Regions from separate parts of the Mus musculus genome. Here region 1 is linked to region 2. Evidence: chromatin loops called from intact Hi-C (ENCODE). Cell type or tissue: gastrocnemius. All regions are shown on one strand. Links, peaks and the distances in the headings refer to the core of each region. The heading gives the core; the rest is flanking DNA.

Region 1 (8,332 bases), core at 225-8,224, 950 kb after region 2:
AATAGTTTAGTCAGTGACTTTCCCTTCCTGGGTATTCCTTCCAACAAGAGGTATATAATCCCCGATTCGCCCCAAATAAAGTGTATGTGTTTACATCCATCATCAAATGAAGCAATGTGAAGAAGCAAGGGTTGTCTCAGAGAGCTGCTTCATTAAGGATGAAGGAGGGTAAGGCCTTTGACCAAAGAACAAAGACTCCTGAGGAAGGCTTTCTGCCCTCTAGCCCCTCTGGTACTCTCTGCCCTCGCTTCCAATCAGACTGGATTTTGCTCATCCTGGGCTCTACCCTCTCCCTCCTGCCCAGCACATGGATGAAAGCTAGGCCATGGACCCCAGTTCCTAACTCCCTCTCTCAGTGGTATGCTGGAGGTACCTGGGTACCCAGAGAGGAGACCTGGAACCAGTGTGAACTGCCAGTTTCGAACTTTGCCCTGCCTCCTCCCATTGCAGCAGTGTCTGGGCACCCCACAGAGAGGCAGGACTCAGTACCACACACTCATAAGTCATTTGGTAGAGACAGTTCCTCGGTTGACAATTCCCTCTCCCCAGGCTTATGTGTAGATTTGTGTCAGTTTGACAAAAGCTAACCAGCACATACAGAAAGCACAAGGCAGCTGTAAACAGCCATGTCCTGGCAGGCTGGGCCAGGGTGAGAAGGTCACATGCCTGGAGAAGAGGTCAAGGCAAGGTCCGGACCTATTGGCAACCTGGGGTAATGAGTGACTGCACAGGCTGGAGAGGTAGCTTAGAGGGTAAGAGCACTGACTGCTCTTCCGAAGGTCCTGAGTTCTAATCCCGGCAACCACATGGTGGTGGCTCACAACCATCCGTAATGACATCTGACGCCCTCTGCTGATGTGTCTATAGACAGCTGCAGTGTACTTACATATAATAATAAATAAATCTTTGGGCTAGAGTGAGCAGGGCCAGAGCGATCAGAGGTCCTGAGTTCAATTCCTAGCAACCACATGATAGCTCACAACTACATCTGTACAGCTACAGTGTACTCATATACATAAAATAAATAAATAGATCTTGAGAGAGAGAGGAGCACAGCTTTGGAGAATTCCACAAGGGAGGGAGGAAATGAGAAGAGCTCTCCCCAGGATCCCTGGACCTGGGACTCTGTCTCCCACAGATACTGGGGTGAATTCCTCCAGTGAGACTTATGTGGAAATTAACCAAACTTATAGCTTTGACAGATCACTTGAGTTTAGGAGCAAAACTAGTTTGCCAAAATGATTCTTTTCTCTTTAATTAAAACCCTTTGTTAACTGCCAAGCTGCCACCTTCTTCCAAGACAGACAGGATTAGCTTATATCCATCACCCCGGGCAGACGGCCATCCAAAGAGACTAGGGTGTGTCCCAAGAGAGCAGAGACGGCGCCGTACAAATGACTCTGTCGACACAGGTTCAAGCATCTGGCAGATCAGATGAAAAGGTTTCTACAGGGCCCCTGGCGGCCCCTGTCCATGTCGGTTCTCTTGGGGGCCAGTGATAGGCATTAAGGAAGCACCCAGTGGAGACATCACTTAAGAAGGCAAAGCTCTAGCCCAACGGTGGTGGCACACGCCTTTAATGCCAGCACTCGGGAGGCAGAGGCAGGTGGATTTCTGAGTTTGAGGCCAGCCTGGTCTACAGAGTGAGTTCCAGGACAGCCAAGGCTACACAGAGAAACCCTGTCTTGAAAAACTAAAAAAAAAAAAAAACAGAAGGCAAAGCTCTGGCCCCCAGCTTGAGTCCGCTGAGCAAGGGCACTGGCTGAGGCTGATAGGGGATGCCAACAGGAACTACATCTGTGTCCCGAGAACTCTTGACATGACCATAGCCATTAGAACATAGAACAGGGCCAGGACCAAGGATAGATAAACCCAGAGCAACCATGCCACCCAGACCCAGCCTTTCTTACCACAGTGACCAGGCTACGGTGAATGGCTATCCTCAGTATGTTTTGGCAACAGGGTTTATCCTAAACCTGTCTTGTTTTGTTTTGTTTTGTTTTGTTTCTCCTTTGAAATATTCCGTTTCAGAAAGACTAGAATTGGGACACACACACACACACACACACACACACAGAGGCCCCTGTGTATACCACCAGCCCTGCCTCCCATCCTTCTGTGGCCACGCCTCCCACCATTCCATGACCACTCCCTCCCTCACTCCCTTGGCTATTGTAGCTAAACTTTGCATGGAGAGAGATAAATGGATATCTCCCTCCAGACAGGGTGCCAGCAACAGACCAAAGAGCCAACACCCCCAACGTCTACCTTAACTAATCATTACATTTAACTGGAGTTACTTATAGGAACATGAACAGTTTATGGGCAGCCACACCTCCAAAGAAGAGTGCCCCTAACTGTTCATCAATTATATCCTTCTCTCGAGTACACCCTCCTGAGCCGTACCCTATCAGGCCCACCAGCCTTGAGGGAATGTTAGTGGCCAAGGATCTTATGCAGATAGTTGGAACTGCTGATGATTTTGAGACGGCCATGGTCGTATCGTGCCCAGAGAGCAGAACTCCGCAGCAGATATAAAATACCGGTAAGCACCCCCTGACATGAACGAATGGCTAGACAAAAGAATAAGCAGGGTAAAGGGATGAATATCCAAAATTTTCCCAACAGAACCTCAGTTTTGCACCTCCCCCTAAAGATGCCTGCCCTTCAGGTGTGAACTGTCTCCAAGCAACACAGCATGGAAAGGGGAAGAGAGTTGCGTCACCGTGAAGACATCCACAAACTTCTTCAGGCCGTGACAGATCATAGGGACAGTACCATCTCATGATGCAATGAGACTGTGGCACCTTATTCTATGGCGTGTCCTCTGTGAAGTGGAGCTGGGAATAGGGGTGAGGTGTTCCACATATACACCTGAAAGCCTAGGTTAGGCTGATGGCTATCCACCAGGTAAGCTTCACTCCAGAGGGTGGATGCTGGCTCCCGCAGGGTGCAAATCAGCAGTGCCATCTAGGTGGCTTCCAAGGACCAGGAGATTGGGGGCAGGGTGAGTGGGGGTGAGGATTAGCTCTGGTATTCGAATAGGAGGCAGCCACACAGGTCTGTGAACGCTGCTCCCCAGCTAGTCAACCTAGATTTTCCACACGCTTTCTCTGTAAAGGAAAAAGGGAGGTAGAATTTCAAAACAAGCGGTTCCAAGACTCGCGCGGAGGCGAGGCGGGAGGGACACACCACCACCGCACTCCTGTCCATGCTGTGCTAACCTTGGTCCTCGCGCGCCCCCTGGTGCCCAAAGTTCGCTCTTGCAGACTGCGCGGTTGATCGGCCCGCGGTGCGCAGCGACCTCGCGTGGACACACACGGTCACCACCTGCCGCTGCCTCCTACAGCCAGGAGCTGATTGTGACATTCATAGACCAGTGGTGACCAGCTACAGAGGATACCAGGCTAGTTCCTGCAAAGTTACAAGTAGACATCGGGGACAGAGAAGCTGAGTTAGCACAGGAAAGCCCGCATTGCCTACCATTACCCGCCTTGGGGTTGAGGAGTGACCGCTCCCCCAAGCCGTGTCTGGACACCAAGGGCCTTCAACAGTCAAGGACAGGGACTCCAGTCAGTCAGGCCGGGATCCAACCTTGTCCTGACACTAACATCTCAGAACTAGGCTAGAACTGGGCCAGCTAGGCAGCCACACAGGGAGCAATTGGACATCCCTGGACCATCGGGGATCCAACAGTGTGGGGATGAGCCCTCCAGAGTGGCCCATTTCCCAACTTACTGCTCCAGGAGCAGGCTGTGTTAATGGGGCATGCACTCATCTCTGCAGACCTTCAAACCACAGGCAATGCTGGTTTCTTGCAGCTGTGCATCCTCCCTTGTGCATACCAAGGCCTTGAGGAGAAAGAATGTAGATCAAAACTCAAAGGAGGTGCCAATCAGCGCTGGGGGAAACTAGCACCCAGAGGGTTACTTTCTAATTCATGTAGTAGCTATCTGTCGAGGTGCCTGGTCAGGGATCATCTGTTTGGTCCTGTGTTTGGGAACTCAAGCCTATGCTCCCGGCTGCTGGAAGTGCACACCCCACCTTCTGTAGAGTTATCCTCAGCTTTGGCTTCTCTTATGCCAATGAAGAAGATCCAGCCCCTCTCATCCTCTACCTACCATTGACCTGGACCCTTGAGAACTACAACTGTCCTCCCCCTCAAGCTACATAATTGGACTATAACTCCACATCCTGTCGGGGATACGAGGTCAATTGGAAGCATGGCTGGAGATCTAGGGTCAAATCCCAGCTACACCAAGTACTGTGACCTTGTGCAGTTTGTTTAACCTATTCCCCCCTCTACCGTAGTGTTGAGACAGCAGTGACTCCCGATGAATTGAGTGCTTGGGTCACTGCCTGACAATACCATGTGTGTTGGCTGTTTTAAACCAGCTATAGGTATAAAGTGTGCTCTGTCAGGAAGGATCCCTGAACAAGGCTTCCCCCATGACAAGTGGCACTGACAGTCAAATGCAGAGTCCATGAACTCCTTGGTCAGGTGTAGGGAGAGAGCCACAGAAGATCCCAGCAGGCTAGCCCATTCTCCACCATGACACATGATGGGAAGAATCTTTGCCTGTGGCCTGAGCATCCCCAGGCTGTGCACGCAGAGGACTCTGATGCTGTCGCCCCCAACCTCCTGTCTCACTTCTAGATTCACCATAGGTGCAGCAGCTTGGTAGCAGAGCTTTCTTGATGGCAGTAGGACCATATCCCAGTATAGAATCCTAGTGCACCATGATGCATGGAAGCTCAGGTCCAGAGCAAGACCCAACAAGGTCACAGGGTAAGTGGTATAGCTGGGATTTGGCCCTGGGTCTCCTGGCTCCTAAGGCCCCTCCTCACCCTACCCCCAGGATGTGAGGAGTCAACAGCTCACTTGTGTATCTTGAGAGACACGACAGTTACAGTACTCCAGGATCAAGGCCGACGGTGGTCAAAGGGTGTGAAGAAACCACAGGCTACACCCGGCAGAGGTGTCAGCTCAACAACCACATCTCCCTATCAAGTGGCAGTGATGTTGCAGAGAGCAAGAACATCCTGAGCACGGCAGCCCCAGAGCTTGCGACTTTGGTGAGATGCGTGTCTTGTTTATACTAACCCTCCCCTTTCACCAAGATACCGGAAGCAACCCACCCACTCACAGTCCGTGTCCTGCTCATCCCACACCAAAGGAAGAGTGTGAAGGGGGCACGCAGACCAAGCTAGACCCACTCAGTGCAGTATTCCCACCGTTCATTCCCACAGAGGCTATGCTAGACAAGTGTGCCTTATACAAGTTAAGCATTCTTGTGCTGTGTTTAAGAATCACTGTGCAGGTCGAATCCACTGTCTCCTGCGTGAGATACGTTTCGACCCGGAGCGTGATTCTTGGGTGCACGCCAAATCGGGAATTGAGTGGGGGTTTCCCCACTGGGTTCTTTCATTTGGAGGTCCCACCGAGATCTGTGTGACACCCAGGAACCCCGAAAGACCCCTTGGAGGTATGTTTGTTTCTGTGTGTCTTACATGTTGTCTGTTGTCTAAGTGTGGCACCGCTGAATTTGTGTCTTGGTTTGTGAATTTGTGCCTTGGTTTTTCAGATCTGAGATTGTGAGTTTGTGTCTTGGTTTTTCAGTTCTGAGATTGTGAGTTTGTGTCTTGGTTTTTCAGTTCTGGGATTGTGAGTTTGTGTCTTGGTTTATGAATTCATGCCTTAGTTTTACGGTTCTGAGATCGTGGGTTCAAGTCCCACCTCATGTCTTGGTTTTTCAGTTGTGAGATTGTGGGTTCAGGTCCCACCTCGTGTCTTGGTTTACAGTTCTGGGATTGTGGGTTCGAGTCCCACAGCCTGGTTCCCCAGTTCTGGTATTCTGTATTCTGGCAGCTGCCACTGTGGGCCGTAAGGACCCAGTAGCCACGGGAGGGAGACGTCCAGAGGCCCCGAAAGCTGCAACCTCTGGAAGATGTTCCAAGGGTGAGGGACAGTCCAGAAAGGTCTGACTGTCATCTGGCAGAGTGAGGAACGAATGTGCTTAGATACTGGTGGGTTTTTTTTCTCTGTTGCTGTCTTGTTTGTGTTGGTGGTTTTCGTCATGGGACAGACTGTGTGTGTGGTGCCAACTGTGGACTTGGACTGACGTTAGGACAGAATTTGTCAGTGATAGGTAAGAAAAACAACTCGGCACAGCCGCACGCAGCCGCAGGGCGGGACTGAGAACTCCCGGCTTCGGCAGCAGCAGTGCTGCGCCACGTGGGAAACCATGGCCCAGGGGGGAACACCGATGTGGAGGTTTTCCCGGGGTGCCGGGCCCCACCACCACCACGCATTTCACCGCCTGCGGGATAGGCAAGAAAAGAAAGAGGGGCGAGGCCCGCGGGGCCCCACGCCGGCCCCGCCTGGCTTCCTAGGCCGTGATGCCTGCTGGAGAGGGGCCAACTAGAGTCGCCCTCTGCCGCCTTTTCCCCCCTCCCTGAGTTGGCCCGAGGGAGACATCTGCCCACTTAAAACTTCTGTCCCAGGTAAGGAGTACCTACAAGTCTAATCACCAGGCTCTGACAAAAGTGTATAGAGGTCTAGAAAAAAGTGAGCTTAGATTGTAAGGAAGAGCAAAGCTCCAGCAGACTCAGGAGAGACAGTGAAAATAGAGATGAAGGAGATTAGAGGTCTGAGATGAGAGAGATACTCTGAATGAGAAATATTTAGAGTAGAACCAGTAAGAGGCAGAGAAGGCATATTGCGAGGAGGGGGGGGGGGCGAGAGGCAGAAGAAAGAGAAAACAGGAGGGATCGTAGACAAGAAAGAAATTTGACTAGAAACTTGGCCACAGTGGTAGGAGAGAAAGAAAAGACAGGATCTAGACAGGAAACCTGGGCAGCAGAAGACCAAGCCTCAGCTAAAAAGGCTCGGCTGTGTCAGACTGAAGTTACTTATTTGGGATACACCCTTCAAGACCGGAAGTAGTGGCTAAAGAAAGCCAGAAAAAAGACTGTAACTCAGATCCCCACCCCAACTACACCAAGGCAAGTAAAAAAAATTCTTGGGCACCACTGGTTTCTGCAGGCTCTGGATACCTGGGTTAGCAACTTTAGTTGCCCGTTGTACCCCCTAACCAAGGAAGGGGAGGTGTTTGTGTGGACCTCAGATCACCAGAAAGCCTTTAAAGAAATGAAAAAGGCCCTACTGATGGCCAGCCTTTGCCTGACCTAACCAAGCCTTTCACTCTTTATGTGGAAGAGAGACCAGGGGTCGCCAGAGGAGTCCTTACTCAGACTTTAGGACTTTGAAAAAGGCAGTGGCTTACCTATCCAAGAAGTTAGACCCTGTTGCCAGCAGGTAGTTTTCTTGCCTGAAAGCTATTGCTGCCATAGCTCTGCTTGTCAAAGATGCTGATAAGCTCACTCTGGGACAGCAAATAACTATAGTGGCACCCCACACTCTTGAAAGAATTATCTGAAAGCCCCCTGACTGATGGATGACGACCAATGCTCCTGTGACACATTATCAGAGCTTTTTGTTGACTGAACGAGTGACCTTCGCTCCACCTGCTGTCCTCAATCTTGATACCCTACTGCCCAAGACTTCACCTACTCATCACTGCGCTGACGTTCTGGCAGAAGAAATTATCTGAAGGATCAGATCAGCCTTGGCCTGAGAGTTCGAGCTGGTACATGGATGGCAGTAGTCTCCCGGTTGAAGGACTGAGACGGCCAATGTGATAGCCAAGAAGATCCTAGAAGAAATCTTCCCGAGGTTTGGGATACCCAAGGTAATCAGGTCCAATAATGGACCTGCCTTTGTTGCCCAGGTAAATCAGGGACTGGCCAAGATATTGGGGATTGATTAGACGTTACATTGTGCATACAGGCTCCAAAGCTCAGGACAGATAGAAAAGATGAATAGAATTCTAAGAGACTGGTGCAGATTTGGTGCTCCTTCCCCATGCCCATCACTGTCTTAAACCTACATGTTGTTGTAATAATAATCTATATGCTAAGTTAAAAGGCTTGCAGGTGGTGCAGAAAGAAGGCTGGTCACAATTGGCTACAGCGAACAAGCCGGGTACCACAAAAGACATCTCAACAGTTCCAGCCAGAGATCTGATCCACGTATACCTACATCATGCCCAGACCCTCAAGCTTCACTAGAAGGGTTCCTGCCTAAATCTGTCTACTATCCCTTCTTATTCTGTTTTTGTTCTTAACCTTTGGCCCATGTTATGATTTCTATTCTCCATATAGAGATAGAGACTTCTAAAATTCTAAGATTAGAATTACTTAGTAGAAGAAGAGGGGAATGAAAGGAAATAAAACTTGAGACCTGTGATTCATGTAAAAAAAAAAAAAAATC
Region 2 (8,332 bases), core at 187-8,186:
ATACTGGTGATCTTTGGGATCTTTTCCCTTAAATTAAACTTGCCACTTGGTGACAGGCCTTCCTTTAACCAACTCTGCTCATCTGCAAGGATGCTGAAGTCCAACCAAGTCTCTCAGAACCATATCTTGCGTGAGCATTACTGAACAGACAAGACAGAGCTTAAAGAGTCGGACTGTTTCTGCTTTTCCTATATATGATGAGTGTGATTTCACCCAGTGCAAGATGGACGGACTCCTCTGCCCCCAGGAACCCAAGCGTATTTCCACAGCTACTCAGTCACCGTGGGTTAAGGTGGTGTGGAGAAGAACTTCCCTCTTGGGATTAAGCTTTGGGGACCTCTAGCTACAGTGGGATAACCACAGCCATGGAGACAGATATATCTGCTGTAAATAGTTTCTCTTCTTCTCATTCCTTCATGCTGAGCTTCTGCCTGGTCTTGCTGCTCAACCCAGTTGGAATCTTCTCTCATTGATATGTTATAAACTGAAGGGGTATGCTGTACTGAACTAGATACCCTGCAACAACCTCCACTGGAACATGCCACACATACAGGCTTGTGCATGGATATACACACACAGCACAAAACTATATACACAGAGCCACACGTACACAAACATATGTACAACACAACAGGCATACATGCATATGCACATACTTGTGTGAACCCACAAATAAATATACACAAGCATGCCAATGTATACACATAGATGTACACACCCATCTACAGATACATGCATACATGAGAAAAAGTATGTGCACATACATGAACACAGAGTATACTATATTGCTGCATGCTCCCACATGCGCACATGCATACACCATCAGCTTCAGCTAGGTCAGAGAGTCTCCTTGGTGTGATAACCAGAAAATCCATTGGTGCAAGCTCAGTCTGACACATTTTCTGTGATTACACTGGAGAAGCCACTGTGGCCATGGGCATTTTTGTCATCTGATGTGTTGACAAGATTGCTGTGCACCGTTATATGATCACTACTTAACAAAGAGAACTTTATGTGCTTTGGGGGATTTCTCTAAGTGTTTTTCCATCTCAATTTCAAAAGAAAATCTACTCTGTGTGCAAACCTTGTGAAGAGGCAATCACATACCCTGGGACATAAAAGTGCTGAGGCAGGAGAATGTGCTGGAAGCCTCAGAGGGGAAGGCTGTGCATCTGGCCAAGCCACAAACACCAGTGTGTCCAGCCTGACTGCTAGAGGTTTTTGTGCTGTGGGGGACACTCAGATCACAGGTAGCTGTGAAGCCTGGGCGGGTGCCTATCCACACAGTGCAGAAAAGTTCCTTTGAAGTGAAGGAAGCTGTTCCTTGATTCATTTGTTTGGAAATTTCCAGTGTGTACTACCTGAAGCAATTCTGTCATGAGACATTGAAATCATCACGTGACAGAGAACACAAAAGAAAAGAACCCTCAAAATTTGGGGCCCCCTTGTGGTACAAGGTATGTTTACTAAATGTTTCTATCATATCTTGGGGCATCAGTTCTGCCTTGCACAGCCATCCTCTGGGGCCGAGTGAGTCATGTGGCCCCTCCATGCTTGCTCGGGTCCAAGAGCTACAGGCAAGCTCCAGGGGAAGGTCAAAACCCCTCTTTCTCCATGTGCCACAGATAAATGATGATGGTGGCGCATGCCTTTAATCCCAGCACTTGGGAGGCAGGCGGATTTCTGAGTTTGAGGCCAGCCTGGTCTACAGAGTGAGTTCCAGAACAGCCGGGGCTTTACAGAGAAACCCTGTCTCAAAATAACCAAAAAAAAAGAAAAAAAGAAAAAGAGAGAGAGAGAGAGAGAGAGAGAGAGAGAGAGAGAGAGAGAGAGAGAGAGAGAGAAAGAAAAAAGAAAGAAAGAAAGAAAGAAAGAAAGAAAGAAAGAAAGAAAGAAAGAAAGAAAGAGAGAAAGACTCACAAAGACATCGGCAGCATCTGCCTAGTCCTGTCTTTCGGTCACATCATCAGGAGTGGAGCATTTTACCTTGTAGAAACAAGGCGGCAGACAAACTAAATTAGACAGCAGTAGACAGTCACCAACATTGAATTCAAACACCAGTGGGGAAAGCCCACCACCACCTTCTTCCTTTTGTGGGGAAAACAAACTGTCCTCAGAGCTGGGCATGTTTGGCTGAGAGCTGGATGGTCAGAAAATGGGGAAAAATCTTTCTTAGTGTGGAAGAGGAAAGTGGTTGTGCTGACTGCGCGCATATCTGACAGAGGTAGAGTTTCACTGATGCTAGAAGAAATACCATTCCCACTCACCCTTCTGTTGTTAAAGTAGCTTTGTGAGAGTGTGTTCCAATAACTATCGCCCCCCCCATTTTTATTCAATAACTAACAGTTGTATCAAGTCCTTTTGCCAGGGTGGGCATTCAAATTCCTTCTTCCTTGTCATTTGAAAGCAGCCTAGGCCACCTGCAGAGCTGGAAGGAAGAAGCCAGAAGCTGTTCTCTCAAAATGACAGAGAAGCAAGCCTTGTGAATGGTTGACTGGTTTTAAATGACTGACACATAATTAATAAGGGGGATGGCTTCTGTTTGCTCAGTGTCTTTACAAAGCACAAGAGGTCAGATCACACAACAGCCACTTGGCAGCTTGAACTCATAAAGGTCTGGTTAGTCCCAAGAGGTGTCAGGATTCCACATTAACTCCTTGTGGTTTTAATGAGCTATATGTGTGACAGGGTGATTCTGTGGTTTTCTGTTATCAAGGCAAGGGCAGCCATGATTTCTCTAAATGCAAGGGTTCAGCAGCAGTGGCAGCACTGTCTGTCACTTGTGATAATCATGATGAGTTCTGGGTCTAGCATCAGGCTATCACCCAGCACATGGAAGCCCACACAGTGTCTGCTGTGTGTTTGTGTCACTCATGAGAAGCATCACACTGGGTCAATGTCAATCAAAGTGAGGCTGCAGACTGTAGAAATGAAAACCAAATGGATGTACCTTCATCCATGATGGAGCTTTGCTAGCTGTCATGTAGAAGCCATCTCCACAGAGGTAGCATGGCCCCACAGTGGTCTTGAACCCTCTCTGGTTGACTCTTGTCATGGTGCCAGCAGCATTAACATGGATAAAATTCTGGGCCAGTTACAGACTTCAGGCTCTGGTTGACGAGTTGTCCCTGAGCTCTGTGGTCCTTTCTCCTCGCTCTTGACTTCTATCAACTTCTGGATAGTTAGAATCTTAGTGTTAAAAGCAAGCAGAAATGGCAGGTCAGGGAGAGGAGAGGCTCTGTGGTACTGTGGACTAGCCACTTAGAAGTATTCAGTTCACAGCTCCAGAACAACTGTGAGTCCAGATAAGAGGGGAGAAGGGAATTCTGGCTGTGGACACCATGTGGAAGCTGCACTTGGGGGTGGCATGAGGGCTGTGATTCTCATGTCCCTTTCAACCCTCTTCCATTCCTACACAAGTGTATGGAATAGGAAGAGACGCAAAGACCAGCTGCAGACCCAAGCGTTCCTGCCTGTTTCTCTGCTATGAGTTCTTATGAGTTCCGAGACAAGCCAGGGTAGAAAGAAAGCTTCCATGCCGTGTGTGGCAAAGGGGAGAGGATAAGCTATTGGTTCCTGGTGGAAGAAAAAGCCTCAATACTTGGGGACTCACTGTATCTGGCAGTGCTTCAAAGCCTCTTCAGCTTCTATTTTAATAAGGTGACATTGAAAATGACCCTAAATTTCCTTTCAAACTCAGAAAAAATGAAAAATCTCTTCAGATATTCCCTGCCATAAAACTAAGTCCAAATGTTAGGTGAGGGAAAGCTAAATTATAAACCAGGTGCTCGTTGGGTTGCCCCATGACTTTAAACCCTAAATTGATGTAGCGAATGTGATCATTATTTTCTGTCAAGCACAGGAGGGAAGCGCGGAGAAATGGCTCACGTTCAGCATGTTCCTTTGATTTCTGTATCATCAAATGGTAAGAAGGAAAAATGGAAGCTACCGACCCAAATTTCAGGGATGCTACCAAAGTGGGATAAAATAAAGGAAACTCACCTCTCGGTAATGAATGACTTTCATAGGTGAGGGTCACTGAACAAAGAGAAATCTTGCACTGTCCGAGGTGCTGAAAACACAGGCTTAGTGTGCCTCAAACAAGCCCCTCTCCCATTCTGAGACTTGGAGGAATTCAGCTGTGGTCGTTAATATTGATTGTCAACTGGATTTGATTGATAAGTGCTAAGAGATTTATACAGCACACCTTTGGGTGTGTCTGTGAGGTTATTTCTAGAGATTAGATCACTAAGACTCTGATCTAACCAATAGATTAATTCCCTGATAGATTCAAAATATGATGGCATTGAGAGGTGGTGGTGAACGGCAGGACATGGGGCCTAGGTATATGAAGTAGCTCCCTGGAAGCATGTCTTCTAGAAGCATGTCTTTGGGGCTGTATCTTGGTGTGATTTCTTCCTTTTTTATCTTTGAATCCTGCCTACTATGAAATGAGCAGATTTCTACCATACGCCACTGACACCATGACGTTGTGCGAGTCAAGTATATGAGCTGAGCCTTCTGAGACCATGAGACCAAATAAACCTTTCTTCATTTTTAAAAGTTGCTTCTGACATGTGTTTTGGTCACAGTCGTGTAAAGGGGTCTTACACACTCATAAAAACCAGCAGCACCTGGCCAGGTTACAAAGCCTTTGCCAAACCTTGAGCACACAGATCATAACAAATTCAGAACGTCCTGAACCTCTCCCCTCAGGAAAAAAAAGAAACCTCACCAAACTCCAAAAACAAACAGACAAAGCAATAACAACAAAAAGGAAATCCTTGTATCCCTAGAGTTCATAAGTTGCATTCTAATGCAGAGATAATAATTAATGAATGGAAAATAAAATGAAAATGTGGTAAATTGGGTGGTAGACACTTTGGGAGAAACTCAAATGATTTGAAGGAGGCATAAGCCTTGAGGCAAGCCTGAGAGATGACTGCTCTGGACAGAAGATAGCCAGGCTGGTCCCAGGGGAGTGGGGCAATACAAACTGTAGCCAGTTGATTGATTTTTTTTCCCAAGAAAGATGGGCAGAGAAGAAGCTACAGAGAGGAATCTACAGCATGAAGGGATGCTGGAACACTGGAGTTTAGGGGACCCTGGATGACCAGGGACATCTTGTGAAAGGGTAGTCAGAGCAGAGAGCTGCCCAGACAGCAGGTGGCGCTGGGGACCAAGTCATTTGGTGGTAAGTCTTAAGAGCTCTCTATCTTTGGATCATGAACTTTCCAGGTAGTGGATTAGGCAGGACAGGGCAGGGCAGGGCAGGGCAGGGCAGGGCAGGGCAGGGCAGGGCAGGGCAGGGCAGGGCAGGGCAGGGCAGGGCAGGGCAGGGCAGGGCAGAAGGGCCCAAAAGAATAGTATCAAAAACTCTGCACACTGAAGGATTTACTTAAGGTTAAATGAAACAATCAGAAAAGGGTGGAAGTGACACCCAAGAAAGTAAATGGGTCAAGGCCCCCATCTAGAAATAGTTTGGAAGATACAGGGTATTTCGGAATGCCTTGGAAAATTCCAGTCTGGAATGAGAAAACAGAAAGCCAAACCTAGGAGTCTATTTCTAACTGGAGTCCTGTGATGAGGATAAGGTGCAGGGGGTGTGTAAATTAGCTGGGGGTTGTGTCTTTTAGTGAGTGCATGCTTTGTGAGTCAGATCTTACGTGACAGTGGGCCATGACAGGTGAAGAGCCTTCTGTGTTTGCTGTCCCAGCCACTCTCAGCTTGCTGTACTGCTGGAAGAGGGCACGGCTTGGTCGCCACATATTGTTGGCTGATGTGTGAAAAGAAAGAAGGCAGGGAGTGTCAGGCATCCGCTCATATTCTAGCTGCCAGGAAAGAGCCAGCAGCCTGATGATGTTTTTTATCCAGCCCTTGCTGTTTGGCAGGTTGCACCAATCTTAAGTCTGTTTTCAAATAAAGAATTTGAAGCTCGGAACATTGACAGGCAGCCTCTGTATGAAGGAGCTAGAACTCCGATTGCCAGATTCTCCGTTCACACTGGTTTCCTTCCATCATACTGACAGAGTCACCTGGTGAAAGGTTGCCTCCGAGGGTTTAAGAGGAGGCCTGGCCGTCATGGATGAAGGTTGTTAGCTGACAGAGGTGATCTTAGCCACAGTCCTGTGATCAGTCAGAGCTGTGGGTCAGCATGGCTAGAGTGAGGGTCTGACAGTATTCCTGGATTGTGTCTGAGCTATATATCACCTACCCTGATCCACTGAGAGGACACTGTTAAAGTATTTTCAGAGTCACTATTCTGTTTCCTGTCATCAAGCCCATGCCTCCAGCAGTCTCTGGGCTGCCTCAGAAGCAAAGAGGACAGCACTCTGAACGAAACCCAGGTGTCTCTGTACTGCCCTGTCCCTGACCATGATCCTTGGGAAAGCAGGATGCTAGGGCCAAAGTTCACCAGCCACAATTTCCCCCTGGGTCTCCAAGGGACATGGCACCTGGCAGGGTAAACCTGTCTCTACCTCTGCATAAAGGAAACACAGATGTGTCTGTTCTTAAAACGAGCTCAGAAACATTATGTGCATGACGTCAGCCCTGAGTGTTTACCCAGCTGGGCCTCGGAGCAGAGCTGGAGCTCCACATTGCCTGGTGTCTGCAGTTAGCATCTTAGAAATTCTTCTTTGACCAAGGACATGGATGGAGTTTAATGTCAGCAAAAAACTTGGTTCCCAGGAGAGGATTCTGTTCCAAGCCACAACATAAACTCCTGCCTCCCCACAGACATTAGACTTCCCTGGCTTCACTGTCTTTCAGATTCCTTCTTATCTGACTGTGTCCATCCAACTCTCTGTGTCTCACACAAGAGCTCCTGATCCTCCACATCACCCTGAACCACACACTCCTCACTGGATTCATTCCCTGGAAGCCACTCTGGGGGATTTCACTGCATTGGGACTCCAACAATTTGCTTTTCCCACCGCATCCTGAATTTATGTTAGGTGGCTCCACTCTTAATTTATGTGTGTTCTTTTTCATAAAGATCCAATTAACAGGTAAGTAAAGTCATTTCTGCTAGTGCCAGGATGAGAGGCATCCTCTACTCAGGTGGGAACAATTTTTCTTCTAGAAGCTTCAAGCTGAGCTCTCAGGGAATCCATAGCTGCATACCCTGTGTCTGAGAAACATAAAAAGAAAGGAAAGGCAGAAAAAAACAGAGCCACCCAAAATCGTGCCCTCTCTGCTGCTCCAGGCTATTTTTTTCCTTTCATAGTTAGGAAGCAGCAACAGCAAGCACCCTGTTGATGATGCTTTTAAAGCTGAGGTGAGGAACAGTGATGAAGGTCAGACCAACAGAGTTGACTATTCACTTACTCCAATCCTCACAGGTAATGGTGGGGCTGTCTGCCTGGGAGATACAGGGGTCCAGAGAATGGTACAACCAGGCTTGCTTTAAAGAAAGGACAGCCACTGGACTCAGATCCTCCTAGGCCAGGGGACTTGGCTCCAGAGTCTTTCCAGGTGCAGATTCCCAGTGCCAGGCAGTCCCCTGAGGAGATGATGCCAAGATGGTTTCGCCAACTCCACAGGCTGACCCTGCTCACCCCTCTGTGTCCTTTGCCTGCCCGGTAGGGTGTCCTTTCCCCCTTTTTCCAGGCCTCTCATCCCTGCATCATGTTCCTCATAGGTCTTCTGCTGCATCCAGTTATCTGTGGAGTCCACAGATGAGTGGATTCCAAGTCCCAAGTAGTGCCTTCCTCCTTAGAACAAGCTCTCTCGATGGAAAGGAAGTGCTTTTGAAGCTAGACTATCTTCGTCTGACAATAAACTTCCCATGTACTCAGTAAGGCTATTATTTTTTTCGGAAAGTAGGTCTCTGCTGTAGCTGGATTAGACCTACTACTGTGACATTGAGCTGAGAGGATTTTTCAATGTTCTCCATCCTGAAAACCCACAGAGAGGCAAATCGATGTGTTTCCCCGTTCAGCCCAGACCCTGAGCAGTGCCCTCATCCAAACCCACCATGACGACCTTGCATGCTTTTCTAGAAGTGTTTGGAAATTGTAACGTGAAGGGTAAAACACAGATGCTAAGCCTGGCTCTAAGTCCTAGCTCTGCCCCTCCTAGATCTGTCATGAATTACTTCACCCCTGTGCCTTGGGTTCCTTCACTGCAATTGAGGATGATGCTAATAGAGACACTGACCTCAAGGTCAGCCTATGAGCCGGTTAAAGGAGTTACTATGAAAGTGACTGGGACAGTGCTGGGCAGCTGAGCATCTGGACTCTTTGTTGCTCCAAGACCCATTACAGTTCAGTTCTCATCAACTTATCCTCCACAACACTTTCCTGAGGGCGGGCTGGTAATGATGGTAAGT

The links. Hi-C counts contacts between places; a loop is a spot of excess contacts. Peaks named below come from ENCODE experiments on the same cell type or tissue, not always from the same donor. Only the 100,000 strongest peaks of a DNase experiment are listed, where the experiment ranks them.
Region 1: it touches region 2 in a loop (13-fold over the local background); 21 of 42 quality-filtered maps call a loop at or near these places.

The regions. Positions count from the first base shown.
Region 1 is chr7:137,473,391-137,481,722 of GRCm38, reverse strand. No RefSeq gene overlaps it. Among named protein-coding and RNA genes, the nearest start is that of Glrx3, 40 kb to the right of the region's middle. In gastrocnemius, for the core only: a CTCF peak has its summit at 3,289 (motif pointing left); DNase peaks (open chromatin) are centred at 1,379, 3,258 and 5,372; H3K4me3 peaks cover 259 bases.
Region 2 is chr7:138,425,852-138,434,183 of GRCm38, reverse strand. No RefSeq gene overlaps it. Among named protein-coding and RNA genes, the nearest start is that of Tcerg1l, 32 kb to the right of the region's middle. In gastrocnemius, for the core only: a CTCF peak has its summit at 5,154 (motif pointing right); DNase peaks (open chromatin) are centred at 2,414 and 5,157.